Regions from separate parts of the Homo sapiens genome. Here region 2 is linked to region 1. Evidence: read pairs that join two places in POLR2A ChIA-PET (ENCODE). Cell type or tissue: PC-9. All regions are shown on one strand.

The links. Peaks named below come from ENCODE experiments on the same cell type or tissue, not always from the same donor. Only the 100,000 strongest peaks of a DNase experiment are listed, where the experiment ranks them.
Region 2: POLR2A ChIA-PET joins it to region 1 with 6 read pairs; 6 of 35 experiments call an interaction of 5 or more read pairs at or near these places.

What each region holds. Positions count from the first base shown.
Region 1 is chr1:112,524,994-112,532,993 of GRCh38, forward strand. It overlaps WNT2B (Wnt family member 2B), which reads left to right. Exons shown (of 5, transcript NM_024494.3): 5 at 1-5,172. It overlaps ST7L (suppression of tumorigenicity 7 like), which reads right to left. Exons shown (of 15, transcript NM_017744.5): 15 at 1-1,118. The coding sequence ends at 1,020. Among named protein-coding and RNA genes, the nearest start is that of WNT2B, 20 kb to the left of the region's middle. In PC-9, no CTCF peak of the experiment used is centred here; a DNase peak (open chromatin) is centred at 4,508; H3K27ac peaks cover 1,372 bases.
Region 2 is chr1:112,377,178-112,385,177 of GRCh38, forward strand. No RefSeq gene overlaps it. Among named protein-coding and RNA genes, the nearest start is that of CTTNBP2NL, 15 kb to the right of the region's middle. In PC-9, no CTCF peak of the experiment used is centred here; no DNase peak of the experiment used is centred here; H3K27me3 peaks cover 1,227 bases.

The DNA of each region.
Region 1 (8,000 bases):
GTTGGGGGAAGGATGCAGGAAGGGCATGGTGAGGAGAGATCAGTGGTGAAGAATTACCATCAAAGCAGAGTGGCTGAGACTGTATAAGTTCGCAAGGCTGGTTCATGCCAGAGATAGTGAGATGTGCACCCTATGTGCTGAGAATGATGGAGCAGTCTCCTATGACTGCATGGGGTATAACTGCCAAGCCTACTGCTCATGACCTGTGGTTGTTTTTAACTCTTAACTGGGTTAGAAAACTGGAGAGCTTTGGATTCCAGGGATGATCTCCATAAGAGAGAAGCACTGGAAAAGACCAAGTGGTGGCTTTATTAGGGTAAATATATCACAGTTGCTACAGTGAATTGAGCTTTCTCAGAAGCTATTATTTTCTTTGGGTGATTGGCAGGTATAGGGCAATAGCCAGTGGGGTGTCAGTAATATGCCCTGTCCCTGACCTCAAAGGTAAAGGGATAGAAAAGAGAGGGCGTTGACAAACTCATTTTCCCACTTCCCACTCATGGCTTATATTATCTCTGAGCATCTCGGTGGCTATTCCTCATTTACTTAAGATGTTTTAGTCATTCTGGATGTGCAAATGCAAGGCAAGCATTCTCCCACTGGCCCCCTAACGGTTAACTATCCTGGCTTAAAATTTTCCTTTGCTCACTTCCATTCTATGAGTATATCGATGGAGCAGCTGGACATTAGAGTTCTTTCTCTTTGACCAAAGGAGCCAAAATGCGGTGACTTGACTTCAACCCCAACAGCCCCTGTAAGTAGCCCTGGCCAAACAGAAAGGCTAAGCTGAATGAAGAAAAAAGGAAGACAATTTCATCTACAGTTGTCCTTTTTGACAGCTTCCAAGGGGGGTTTGCCTAGGAATAACAATATTCATAAGAAGCTTTTTCATATGCAAAATGCTTTAGCATATATGTAATCCTCACAACAACCCTGTGAGGTAGGGGTTACTGTCACTTTACAGATGCTGTTCAGAAAAATTTGGTGATTTGTCCAAGGTCACATGAACAGTGCGTGGCTCAGCCAGAACTCAAACCTAGGTCTTCTGACTTCAAATCCTGTGTATTCTCCTCAAAGCCTGAGGATGCCCAGGGTTGGGGGCACCAGAGTCCCAGCACCTTCAAAACAGAAATTGATACAAAATGTTCAAGCCCTGTAGGAGTCCCAGGACAGCCAAGAGAGTATATCTGAGCACAGTTTACAAAGGAACAGCCTAGGCCCTCCTGAACCTTATCAACCAATGGCTCTTTTGCCATTTCTGCCACTATTACCACCAGTACCATGTGACCACTATACAACATATTCCACATTTAAACAACTCTGGCTCCTAATTCTACTCCTTTTTTCCCCTTCAGATTAACATTAAAAATTTTATCTAGTCCTTTTGAAATTATGCTAAATGTATAGACACAGTAGAAGTAGTCATGACAGAAAATTATTAAGGCTTTGAAAATATGTATCAGAGGCCGGGTGCAGTGGCTCATGCCTGTAATCCCAGCACTTTGGGAGGCCGAGGTGGGGCAGATCACGAGGTCAGGAGATTGAGACCATCCTGGCTAACACGGTGAAACCCTGTCTCTACTAAAAATACAAAAAAATTAGCCGGGCCTGGTGGCGGGCGCCTGTAGTCCCAGCTACTGGGGAGGCTGAGGCAGGAGAATGGCGTGAACCCAGGAGGCAGAGCTTGCAGTGAGCCAAGATGCACCACTGCACTCCAGCCTGGGAGACAGAGCGAGACTCCGTCACAAAAAAAAAAAAAAAGAAGGTATGTATTAGAATTTTCTTTGAGATTTCACTCCTTTTAAAAATGACGTCAACTCCTGGGTTAGGAAAGCAAGATGAGGGAATAAGTGTCCTAAGAAACTCCCATCCCAAGCCAGACAGATGCCTACCCGTGGCCTGGCAAAGGTCCTGGGATCTCAAGCTGATGCAAGCAATTTGTGTACACCAAGGCAAGGGGTCTCAATCCTGCAGAGAAACCCATGAGATGAGGCAGACAGCAGATTTTCACTTGATCAAACACTTGCTGCTCTCAACCCCTCTTTGTTTTCCCATCCAAAATCTGGACCTCTGTTTAGGCGCAAGACAGTGAGTAAGAGCAGCTCCAAAAGATGACGTATGCAAGGGGAACTCTTCTGTTCAATCCTGTAATGTTTTCTGTTAGAGACAGCATAGGCTACCTATCCTAATCCTGCACCCCAACTGTTAAGACAGAAGGGAAAAGTACAATGTTCATCAATCATAGCTCTGGGATGCTGCAGCTCCCTGACCTGGGCCCCTACTTGAGCTAGGAGAAGAACACCTCATGAAAACAGTCTACCTATAGTCAGGACTTCCCCAAGGCAGACTTTATTTTTTGGTCCATCGATCTTGGCTCTCACTGTTCTCCCTGCTTCCCACCCCCAACTGCCTCTGCATGTGGGCTCAGAAGTCATCATCTAAAGAATTCCATTGCTCACCTCCTGCATAGCAGCACAGCCCCATGAGGCCACACACCAGATGGAGGGGATAAAAGTACGAGGTCATGGCTTCTTGCAAGAGGCTTTTTCTTAAACTAACCCTGACTCCTGGAAAAGAGGCAGAGCAGGAGAGTGTTGAATGAGCTGCTGATGACAGCAGCTTCATAGGTCTTGTGTATAAAGGAAGGAAAAAGCTAACTTGGCTTTCCGTGGAAATTTACCTACTCCCATTTTCAGGTCTACTCCTGGTCTCACATCTACTTCTTGAAGGTGTCTAAGTAGAATGCAGAGATTGTCAAGCTAGAGGGTTAACTCCTTCCCAATTGTAGGGATCTATTCAGCAGGCTGCCACACACATGCTGAGGTGGAGGCCAACCCTGAACACATGCGCTGCTTCTTTAGGAATGTAACTATGAAGTAAAAGGAAACAGTAAGGAAGGTGAACTGGAACTCTGGGGAAACTGAAAAGGTCATCAATAGGCCTTCAAAATATTTGTGTGTAATAAGTAGACACAAGAGGCTGGAGGAAGATGATCATTCCTAGAATAATTATGCTTACTGGGTGACAATATACAGAAGCAACAATTACAATAAAATGAAACAGTTTAATGGACTAGGAAGCAGAAGTCTGAGAATAAAGGAATTAGGTTAATGAGATTAAGCAGAGATGGCATTCCACAGGAGGTGACTTTTGAGTTGAATTTTTAAAAGATAGCTTTATGTGTTTTATGAACTGACTGAGGGCAGTCAGAAGAAGGCATTCTAAATAGAGGGAACTGGTATGTGCTGAAACTTAGAAGCAGGAATGTACAAGCAATATATAAGGAATTTCAAGCAAGTACACATTATATACACTGGGGAATACAGAGAAATTAGAATGCTGAGATCAGGGCTTAAATAATGTGAGGTGACTGTGTGCACCTAGACTGTCAAATGGTTCAGCATCCCCTATAGAGCCACATAGTATCTTGATTTATGTCAGTAAACATCAGGGCACCTATGGAAAAGCACAAGGATGAGTCCATTTGTTACAGACCCAGGGACTAACAGAGATCTACACTGTAAAGTTCAACAAAATGCTACATATCATTAACTACAGCTCCTTATCATTTGAGATTCTGGGCTAAGTAAGAGATATCAAATATCCTATCCAGTACTGTGATACATTAATGTAGGCTTACAGGCCCAGAACCTGGCATAAATCAAGCCAAACCCTTAAGAAATTAGAATGTGAAAAGAAAATAATTTAAAATAGAAAATACATGCTGCTTTTCCTCACTCCCAAACTTAAAACTTGACTGGTCCTACATATTCTACTTGGTATATTGAATTTTTGCAGCTAGCAGATTTATCGTATCTGAGGCCATAGTGAATAGAAGAGCTGCAAAAGAGCTTTAGAGACTGCAAAACCAGCTCACTAATAAATGAGGAACTTTATTCTAATTTACTACCAGGGGCTGAAGTAGCAGCCAAAGAAGGAGACAAATTCTAACTTCATGATCTCTAGTTAGGTGTCTATTTTCCTGCATTTGCTAAAGGTAAAAATCGCTACTTATGGGGCTTTTGTCATACTTCTTAACCAAACTTCCCTAACTTCTGAGGATAAAAACCATAAGGGCAATCTTATTCTTCCAAAGCAGTTCCCTGGTGCCACTTTCAGAAACAGAGTATTGAACTATGGGTCTGACCCAGTGTGGCACTGAGTGTGTGTGTGTTTGTGTGTTTGTGTGTGTGTGTACACTGAATAAGCCAAAACGTGTGCCATATTCTAGGTTTCTGCTTTACTTAACTGGCAAAATTTGGTGCTGTAAGGGAGGCAGCCACAAAACCAGTGATAGCATTTGTTAGTATCATCTTAGTTCTCTTCCCTCCCCTAGGTAGTTTATAAAGGGTGATTTCTGAAACCCTTCACAAAAGAAAAGCTCAAGGGTTTACATTCAACTGTGACAGCACTATGAATTCATTAAGAAGCATGTTTCAGGTTGCACTGTAATTTCCCTATGTAATACAAACCCATGGAATCTGACATAAGCTGATTGCTCATGCTGGTTGTTTTATTTACATTTCTGAATGGAAAGGATTTCAATACTCATAAAATATCTAACTGGCTTATTTTTCATCTGTTCTCCCAGAGAAGCTATTATAAGATAGGCATAGAGACAGAAGTCTCAACTTGTATAACTGGTTAAGCAACCAGGGAAATGTTATTGCTCAAAATGCAATTTTAAAAAATTCAATATGGAACTTGAGGCCAAAAAAACAGAAGGTTACTCTCAATGCCATCCAAAAGATAAAAGTTAAAAAAAAAAAAAAAAAAAAAGGTAACTATGCTCATTATTTTCAACCAAGTTCTATGGAGGTGGTACCTTCACAGGAGCTCAGTGGAACTGGGGTTTACTTACATCTTTTTTCTGGGAACCTAATGTTAGCAGACACAGTTGCTAGTTTGAACAGGAATGCAGATGAATGGATGAAAGTGGGCTCCCTACCACCCAGAAATATGAATGTGCCTCCTTACCAATATGCTACAAATCAGACCTCTGAATTAGAAGATGCCATCATGCAACTAACTTACTATCTGGAGATGTGTATTTTGTTAACCTAGGCAAAGAATAACAATTTCTGCTTATTCCAGTAGGTGTGACAAGCTCAGAGAAGTGAGCGACAAGCTAGAGAAGTAATAATTACCAATAAAGTAAATTCCAAAGCCGAATCCCCAGTTTTCTGCCTCCAAGTTGTTGTTCAAATAGTTTATCTTCCTTTCTTCTACTGCAACACTAGTTTAATCAGTACATTCTACAACTCTCTAGTATTATTATAATATTTGCATGAGTAGTTTAGAATTTAGCCTTGGGCCTGCTCTTCTACCATTTTACCATATTTACTGATTACATTTTACCATATTTTACCATATTTACTGATTACATGCCTAATTTGTATAAACTCAAGGAGAGGTTCTGTGCCTTTTTGTTTGTTTTTTGAGATGGATTCTCGCTCTGTCACTAGGGCTGGAGTGCAGTGGCGTGATCTTGGCTCACTGCAACCTTCGCCTCCCAGGTTCAAGCAATTCTCCTGCCTCAGCCTCCTGAGTAGCTGGGATTACAGGCGCCTGCCACCACATCAGGCTAATTTTTGTGTTTTTAGTAGAGACAAGGTTTCACCATGTTGGCCAGGCTGGTCTCAAACTCCTGACCTCAGATGATCTACCCACCTCGGCCTCCCAAAGTGTTGGGATTACAGGAGTGAGCCACCGCACCCAGCCTCTGTGCCTATTTTAAAACATATATCCCAAAGTCATATCCCCAGTGATCCAGCTAGTCTGTTACTTTAATGAGACAGCTCAATAAAGATAGGAAATATTTTTTCAGTTACTTAAAGAGAAAATAATACTGGTGGTTCTCCCTGTAAAGAGGTAGAATTGCCAAAAAATGCAGAATTGATCAGCAAAACCCAGCTATAAAGAAAGGGCAAAAGGAACTTTATTTTAGTGCCTTATCCCAATATCCTTTTATTTAGTTTTTTGATTAACATGATGTGTGCCTATTTTCAGAATCAGTGACTGCCAGCTGCAGCTCTTGACATTATCAAGTGAGCTCTGGAAAATTCTGGGTAGCTCTTTCCTATTCTCTCACATGCCCAAAGAACTAAGTAATTTTGGTCCTAACTCTTACTATTCTATTCTTCTTCACATGAAATCACATTGTTTCATACTGAAAACCAGGATGGCTATTAGTTCTTATTAATCTGTCATTATTAGGAATGAGAGGATATAAAAGAGGTATATAAAATGTATGAGTGTAGAGCTTTTGTCTAAGGCAATTACTCTGTGAATCTGAGGTGAGACATTTCTTAAATTTTGAATTGTGGAGCTCTCCATTTTTTGATAAATTATATTCATATAAACATTATAATAAATAACACTGCTTACAAAAAGATGAATTCCAGCTGCTGAGTATAAAGATGAAAGTACTCCACATCACATATTTGGAAAAGAATAAAGATATCTCTTTCTATATGTTCTTGCTTGACCTAACCGAATAAATTCTTCTGAAAGGAAGCATAATCTATTAGTCTAGACTGACCTTTTGGGTCACTATATCTTACGGGAGCCGTGTGAAAATAACTCACCATTCCCTTCCAGTCAAATAAATGAATATTCAAGGATGAACTCATCTATTGTGGCAATAGCTTCCACCTTATACTAATACATCTTCATGCCCATCTCAAACCCCCTACCACTAGACTATGAGTTACTTATGAACAGGGATTATATTTTATACTTCACAGGTACCCAATGAATTTGAAATGCAAAGACCTGTTATATGTTATAGGACAATCATTACCATATTTTAGCATGTTATAGGACAATTAAAACCATGTTTTAATTTGCTGAGGCTCTTTACAAATCTAAACTTTGAAAACAAATCAAGACAGGCCCTATTGGAGTCCTTCCATTCAATAAGCCAACATTCAAAGAAGACTCTTTTCAGGTTATCCAGGACTCTCTGAACTGCATGTTCTACTGCAGTTTTTGTTTTTTGTTTTTTAAAGGTGGTATTACAAGAGCTAAAATTCACCAAGGGCAAATTAGTAAGAAAAGTCTTCACAGCTAGGGCTTAGCCAAATTAGAATCCCTGGGCTCGCAATAAGGGCTAAACCCCTAAAGGGATCAGAGTCTAATAAATAAAAAACATCCAGCTGAATTTTATCAGAGGGCAAAGTTTCAACTTTGAGTGCCCCAGCAACCAAGGATGAATTATGCATAAGATTAGTAAAGTGCCTTCGTCCACACCCTAGACAGAGAACATTTTTCTATCTCACTGTGACTGAAGGAAAACCAGCAATGTATTTGCCTGCCAAGAACAGCTGTGGCTGTACTCTTGATAGGAGTCTAACAACACTGTCGGATTAAAATTTAATTGTAAAGCTGCTGCTACCTGGGAGTAAAAGCATGAGCTCTGGCTTCAGAAAGAAACTGGGACTGCAGCATATTGAATAAATGAAGACGAGAGCTGGCATGTTCCTAACAAAGAGTGTGGGAATGTGCTCCCTTCTCCAACTGTCCCCTAAGCTGCATCTTTCTCTGTCACATTGGTCATCTGCAAGGATGTTTAAAGGAAACATAGCCCTTTTCTACACTTTGAACAGTTTTATTTCTAGAATGCTTGAAATTACAGAGTGAGGTCAGAAGGTGATTATGTGATCTGCATTCTCTGAATATCCTACTCTTAATTTTGTTAAGTATTATTGAATCCCAAATAATTTCTCTCCTTGAAGCTGGCTACTGTCAAGACAGACTTAAGACAATCTTAATGTTATTACAGAACAAAGATAATTTTATGATTTCCTCAAATTCAGATAGAACACCCAATTAAAACCCAATATTTTATTGAGGCCTCATGAGCATTAAGGAACACACCCAAGTTTCCTACCTATTGATACAATTACTAGAAGTACCTCTGCTACCTAAAATTCCTACTTTAGGGAAAAAAGTTATAGGTTATGATATTTTAGACCAAAAGTTTATTATGTTCAGTTTAT
Region 2 (8,000 bases), 150 kb before region 1:
GAACTGCATATAATCTATAAGTTGCTTTGGGTAGTATGGACATTTTAAGAATACTAATTCTTCCAATCCATGAACGTGGGATATCTTTCCATTGTGTGTGTGTTTCCTCTTCAATGTCTTTCCTCAGTGTTTTATAGTTTTAATTGTAGAGATCTTTCACTTCTTTGGTTAAATTTATTCCTAGGTATTTTATTATTAATTTTTTAGCTATTGTAAATGAGATTGCTTTCTTGATGTATCCTTTTTCAGATTGTTTGCTGTTGGCATATAGAAATGCTGCTGATTTTTGTATGTTGATTTTGTGTCCTGCAACTTTACTGAATTCTTGTATTCTAACAGTTTTTTTTGCGGAGTCTTTAGGACTTTCTAAATATAAGATCATGTCATCTGTAAACAGGGACAATTTTACTTCTTCCTTTCCAGTTTGAGTTCCCCTTATTTCTTTCTCCTGCTTAATTGTTCTGGCTAAGGCTTCCAGTGCTATGTTGAATAAAAGTGGTGAAAGTGGGCATCTTTGTCTTGTTTCAGATCTTATAGGAAAGGCTTTCAGTTCAGCATGATGTTAACTATGGGTTTGTCATATATGGCCTTTATTGTTTTGAAGTATGTTTCTTCTATACCTAGTTTGTTGTAAGTTTTTATTATAAAGAGATGTTGAATTTTATCAAATGCTGTTTTATGCATCTATTGAGATGATCATATGGTTTTGTTCTTTATTCTGTTGTACAATTTGGTGTATCACATTTCTTGATTTGTGTATGCTGAACCATCCTTGCATCCCTGGAATAAATCCCACTTGATTCTGGTGTGTTATTATTATTTTTTTTTTTGAGATGGAGTCTCGCTCTGTTGCCCAGGCTGGAGTGCAGTGGCGCGATCTCTGCTCACTGCAAGCTCCGCCTCCTGGGTTCACACCATTCTCCTGCCTCAGCCTCCCAAGTAGCTGGGACTACAGGCGCCCACCACCATGCTCGGCTAATTTTTTTGTATTTTTAGTAGAGACGGGGTTTTACCGTGTTAGCCAGGAGGTCTCAATCTCCTGACCTCGTGATCCGCCCGTCTCAGCCTCCCAAAGTTCTGGGATTACAGGCGTGAGCCACCGTGCCCAGCTGTGTTATCTTTTTAATGCATTGTTGGATTATGTTTGCTAGTATTTTGTTGAGAATTTTTGCATCCATGTTCATCAGGAATATTGGCCTGTAGTTTTATTTTTGTTGTTGTTGTATCCTTATATGGTTTTTGTATTAGAGTAATGCTTATCTTATGGAATGAGTTAGAAATAATTCTCTCCTATTCATCTTTTGGAATAGTTTGGAAATAATTGGTGTTACTTTGGAGGGAGCTTTTAATACAAAGGAAATGTTCTATATCTTCAGTGGGGGCTACAAGAGTGTATATACTTGTCAAAACTGCACCAGAACTGCCTGTCAGCTGCTCAGGTGGTAGCATCTGATGGTGGCATCTCTCTGGGAACTGTACATTAAAAATAGGTGCATTGGTTGTATGTAAATTACATCTCAATAGAGTTGATTTTTTAAAACGAAGTAGAAAAAATATAATTAAATTAATCCCTCTCTCCTGATTCTCCACCAACATCTCTGGAGAGTACTCCTTAATCTTCTTTATAAATTCTTCATATTTCCCTTTGAAACTCAGGGGTTACTTGATGTTCCATTCTTGATCCTCTTCTTCTCCCTCATATAACCATAATTATTTCACTCAGTATTCGTGTTATAACTACCACCTATTTGAGGATCGTTCCCAAATCTACATTTCTTGCACAGACTTTTCCCCTGAGCTCCAGATAGCTATATCCAAATGCTTAATGGAAAATCTTTATCTCAAGCTCAACATGTCCAAAACTAAGACAATTACCACACATAGGCCAGAAGCAGTGGCTCATGCCTTATAGGCCAGGAGCCCAGGAGTTCAAGACCAGCCTGGGAAATATAGCACGCCCACATCTCTACAAAAAAAAAAAAAAAAAAAAAAAAAAAAAATTTGTTTTAATTAGCCAGGCATAGTGGCATGTGCCTGTAGTCTTAGTTACTCAAGAGGCTGAGGTGGGAGTATCGCTTGAGCCCAGGAGTTCGAGGCTGCAGTGAGCTATGACTGTGCCACTCTACTCCAGCCTGGGTTACAGAGAAAGATTCTGTCTCTAAAAAAAAAAAAAAAAAAAAATTACCACACATAACTTTAAGCCTACCTTTCATACAATATTCTTTATTTTTTTTCTTTTTTACTTTTTCTTTTTTTCTTTTGAGATAGAGTCACACTCTGTTGCCCAGGCTAGAGTGCAGTGGTGCAATCTTGGCTCACTGCAACCTCGGCTCACTGCAACCTCCACCTCTCAGGTTCAAGTGACTCTCGTGCCTCAGCCTCCCAAGTAGCTGGGATTACAGGCATGCACCACCATCCCTGGCTAATTTTTGCATTTTTAGTAGAGACACGGTTTTGCCATATTGGCCAGGCTGGGGCTCAAACTCCTGGCCGCAAGTGATCCACCTGCCTCATCCTCCCAAAGTGCTGGGATTACAGGCGTGAGCCATTGTGCCTTGCCCTATACAATATTCTTCATATGCATTGATGCGCTGTGGCTGACACATAGTAAACACTTTATATATTATTTGTTGAATGAATGAAATGTGAAATAACTAACAGCCAAATATGTCTTCAATTCTCTCTCACTCGCCTATATTATTAAGCACGTGACCAACATGCTTTGTGGAAATTATTTTCACAAATGTTAGTTCATTCTCTTATTCCTTTCTCCTCCCCACTACTACCTCCACTCCCACCCCAGATGGAGAGAGGGTGAGAATGGAGTTGGCACACATCTCTGAATGGCACCTGCTCAGATTGACAGGCTTCAGTATTTCAAGATAAGAAAAGCTGCTCTCCTCTTCCCCTTCTTTCCCCCTTCCAACATCATGGTCACCGCCAGAACTGCCTGCAATTGGTATTCTGGGCAGATGTAGCCAGCTGTAAGGTGCGTTATCTGACAGTGCATCTGTCTGGAAAACCAGAAGAAGGAAAAGGAAAACTGTGTTTAGAAGGTGTATTTTTCTCTTCCCCAGGTAAGCAGGAGAAATAATAGAATTCAAATTGTAATAACCATGCAACAAAACTTCTGCACACTAGGTGTTTATCCCAGTTCATAAAAACAACTATTTTAAGGTAATGAAAAGAACTCCCTGTTGGGGAAGCAAATGGAACTACATGTTTCTGAAACAGTTTGAAAGAAAACAGCAAACTCAATGACCAGACAGCAAAAACATGTCAAGCAGATTGGCACAGTTTGCCTCACTCACAAATCTTCCCCAGACAAGGCTCCAGGAAAGGCTGGACCCCTTGAAATCATACTACACATCAGGAAACCACGTGACCTTCTATTGTCAAACCCATACAGCCTACTCAGCTTCAGTGGGGTGTAAAGGCTCCCCTTTTTTTCTATACTCAGAGCCTAAGAATTCAACTTCATTTCTGTTTCTTTAATGGTACCCTACCAACTCTGAACCTTGGGACCCTGTCCCCCAAGTCCTTTTCTCTGTTGTCTCTAAAGACAAACATACAAGCTTTTATGATTGGAAGAATTAACTGCTAATCACTATAGGAAAATAGACACGGAAAAACAAAAGCAACAAAGATGAAAACGTTTATTTACCTAAGAGCTCTTATATACAGGGTAACCAAATGTCCCTGTTAGCCCAGGACGGTCCCAATTAACATCTATTTTCCTGGCATAATTACTAATTGCAACCGCTTCACTCTCAAAAGTATCATGTTTGGTCATAAAGTAGAATAAGTTATCCTATTTATATGGCACTTATTTTATGCCAGGCATATAAACGTTAATCTATTTGATCCTCAAAGCAATCTCATGAGCTAAGAAATGTTTTCAAAGTAATCAGACCAAAGCAGGAGAGGTTGAGTAGCTTGCCCAAGGGTACACATATAGTCAGTATCTGAGCCAGGATTTGCCAACAGAGGCAACTGGCTTCAATATCCTTGTCCTTAACCATTGTGGTAAGCTATGATAAAGCTTTAGGAAATCAAGTGTTCTTTCATTTAATAAGTATTATTAATGCCTACTATGTGCCAGGCACCATGCTACAAACTAGGAATACAGAATGAAACAGGCAGAGGACGTGCCCCAAGGAAACTTTCAGTCTGAGGGAAACAAAGATACAACTAAAAAGACAAGGAGTACAGGTACAGGGTGCATTGAGAACAATTGGTATAGAGGTGGGAGTGGTATCTAATCAGGCATTAAGAGATCATGGAAAGCTTCCTGGAGGAAGTGACATCTGAGGAGAGTGCTGAAGAAAGGGTATTTTATCTAGACTGGAAGGACCAGGAAAATCTGGTTCAGGCAGAACAGCAAATCAGATGGTCCTAAGGCCAAAGAAATCACAATGAATTCACATAGTTCAGTAGGGTTAGTGTTGCCTGGGGTCAGGGAAGGAGCAAAAGTTGGAGCTAGAAATATATACAAAGGCCAGATCAAGAAGGGATGTTACTGACATGCTCACATTTGCACTTTGTCCTGAAGTTAATGGGAAGCTCATGGCTTACTAGGAACTTAAGCAGAGAAGTGACCTGATCAAATTTTCACTTTACAAAAATCATTAGTGCTGCCATGCAGAAATGGTTTGAAGAGGCAAGAGCCAGAGCAAACACAGGAAACTCAGACAGAATGCTGTTGCCAGGATCCATCAGAGGGAGGAAGCAGGCTTGAACTAAGGTGGTGACTAGAGATGCAGAAAGACTTGGTATATCAAGGAGGTAGAACTGGCAGGACTTGGTGATGAGGAAGATGTGGTGGGTGAGGGGAAAGAAGGGTCATGGATGCCAGAGAGATGTCCCATCTGAGTCTGGAGCTCAGGAGAGAGACGTGGGCAAGAGACATAAATTTGGGAATCACCCATGTAGAGATGGTAATTAGGCCAGCTGGTTAGATGGCTTACCCAGGGGAGTCTGTAGAGTGGGAAGTGGAAGAATTTGCAAGACCAGGCATGGTGGCTCATGCCTGTAATCCCAGCACTTTGGGAGGCCAAGGTGGGAAGATCTGAGTTCGAGACCAGCTTGGGCAATGTAGGGAGATCCTGTCTGTAGAAAAAAAAATTTTTTTAATTAGCTGGGCATGGGCTGGATTCAGTGGCTCACGCCTGTAATCCCAGAACTTTGGGAAACCGAGGCAAACAGATCACCTGAGGTCAGGAGTTCAAGACCAGCCTGACCAACATACAGAAACCCCATCTCTACTAAAAATACGAAATTAGCTGGGTGTGGTGGCACATGCCTGTAATCCCAGCTACTCGGACTCGGGAGGCTGAGGCAGGAGAATCACTTGAACCCAGGAGGCAGAGGTTGCAGTGAGCCAAGATCACACCATTGCACTCTAGCCTGGGCAACAAGAGCAAAATTCTGTCTCAAAAAAAAAAAAAAAATTACCTGGGCATGGTCGCATGCGTCTGTGGTCCCAGCTACTCAGGAGGCTGAAGTGGGAAGATCACTTGAGCCCAGAAGGTGGAGACTGCAGTGAGCTATGATTCCACCATTACACTCCAGCCTGAGTGACAGAGCGAGACCCTGCCTCAAAGCAAAAAAAAAATAGAAAAAAGTAAAGAAAAGAAAAAAAGAACTGGCCACATAATCCAGTGTTAGTGTCTCTCCTCACAAGAAAATACGAAGAAAAATACTGGCCATGGGCTGGGTGGGGTGGCTCACGCCTGTAATCCCAGCACTTTGGGAGGCTGAGGTGGGTAGATCACCTGAGGTTGGGAGTTCGAGACCAGCCTGACCAACATGGAGAAACCCCATCTCTACTAAAAAATATATATATATATATAATTAGCCAGGCATGGTGGTGCATGCCTGTAATCCCAGCTACTTGGGAGGCTGAGGCAGGAGAATTGCTTGAACCCAGGAGGCAGAGGTTGCAGTGAGCCGAGATCGTGCCATTGCACTCCAGCCTGGGCAACAGTGAGACTCTGTCTCAAAAAAAAAAAAAAAAAAGAAAAGAAAAAGAAAAGAAAGGAAAAAAGAAAAAAACAGGCCACAAAGAGTTGGAACGAGCAGAGATGGGAGAGACTGAGCAGGAAAGCTTGATGTCCTCAGGGCCGCCAAGAGAAAAGGAAAAGAAAAACAGTGTCTAAGGCTTCATGGGGCACAAGTTCGGGGCCAGGCATATCCACACAGTTTATCAACAAGATGGTGTTTGCAAATCTTAAGGGTGCAGTTTCACTTGCAGGCAGGAGTGAGACTGCAAGGGGAAGAGGAGAAGCTGCAAGGTGGGAACAGGGAGCAGGGAGTGTCTCAGGGAGAATTGTGCAGGAGGTGGAAGTAGAAGTCATGTCCCAGAACAGAGGCATCCAGCACCCTGCTTTTGTGTACGTGTGGTAAGAACACTTAAAATGAGATCTAACCTCTAAATAAATGTTTAAGTGTACAGAACATTACTGTTGACCATAGGTATGATATCATACAGCAGATCTCTAGAGCTTATTCATCTTGCTGGACTAAAACTGTATGCATGCACATTGATTAGTAACTCCCCACCTCCCCCTCCCCTCAGCCCCTGGCATTCCACTCTTTGCTTCTATGAGTTTGACTCTTTTATTTTATTTCATTCCAACAGCCTGGGAGAGTTTGACTATTTTAGGTGCCTCACACAGGTGGAATCATGCAGTATTTATCTTTCCATGACTGGCTTATTTCACTTAGCAGCTTGTCTAAAGTTTGGTCAAGGAGAGAGTCTTTGTCACCAGTTGGCTGGGGCACAGAGAGTGAGGGGGCAGATCTGCTCTGGCTTATTCTGGAGAGATAAGCAGCAGTCAAGGCTTTGTAAATCCAGTTATCCTAAGAGCACTGAGAAGTTCTAATTGGGAAGGAAGTGATATGACATGATCAGATTGTGTTTTCTCAAAATCTACTCAGATTGCTCTACGGAGAACAGGCTGGAGGGGGTGAGAAGGAATGCTGGAAGACTAGTTAGATTGCCAGTGCTATTGTCATGACAAGAAAATGGGCAGAACAAGGTGATGGTGGTGGTAGAAACAGACATAGAGGGATTTGAGAAATGTAAAAGGTGAAACTGACAGGACTTGGTGATAGATTGGTGGCAGGGAGAAAAAGGTATCAATAAATGGCTTGGTATCTCATTTAATCTTTACTACAACCCTGTGAAACACATTATTATTTCCTCCATGTTATGGATAAGGGATTTGAAACTCAAAGTACTTGAGCGACATGCCCAGATCACACAGCTGGTAGGTCTGGCTCTAAAGTGACGCCCGCTCCACTATGTTATACAACAGTCAAGCAGTTCTTCCTTAAAGAATGGTCTCTTTCCTCGTACACCACTGAAGGCTATGCCTAGTCAATACTTCTACTAATAGCATGGTACTTCACCTACAATATTCTCATTATCTGTTTGCCTATACAACAGGAAAATAAATAAGAATATTATCACAGAAGCCGGCCGCAGTTTAAGCCAGCTGACCTCCAAGGACAGTACAAATCAATTCCTTTGCTGAAGAAGGTGACTTCTTGGGCTTATCTGGCTATAAAAAGTGAGGGCCCCTGAAGAGAGCTGAGATAAGAAAGGTTAGGGCAATAAGAAATTAACTTGCTCTGCATGACAAAGTTACAGGAATTTTGAAGAAGGAACCATAGCCATTAATATAGTTTGGATGTTTGTCCCCTCCAAATCTCAGGTTGAAATGTGATCTCCAATGTTGGAGGTGGGGCTTAATGGGAGATATTTGAGTCACGAGGATGGATGCCTCATGAATTGCTTGGTGCCCTCCCCATGGTCATGACTGAAGTTTCATTCTATTAGTTACCATGAGATCTGATCATTAAAAAGAGCCTGGACCTCCTGCTCTTCTCTCTTGCTCCCTATCTTGCCATGTGACATGCCTGCTCCCCCTTTGTCTTCCACCATTAGTAAAAGCTTCCTGAGGCCTCACCAGAAGCTGAGCAGATGCTTGTGCCAC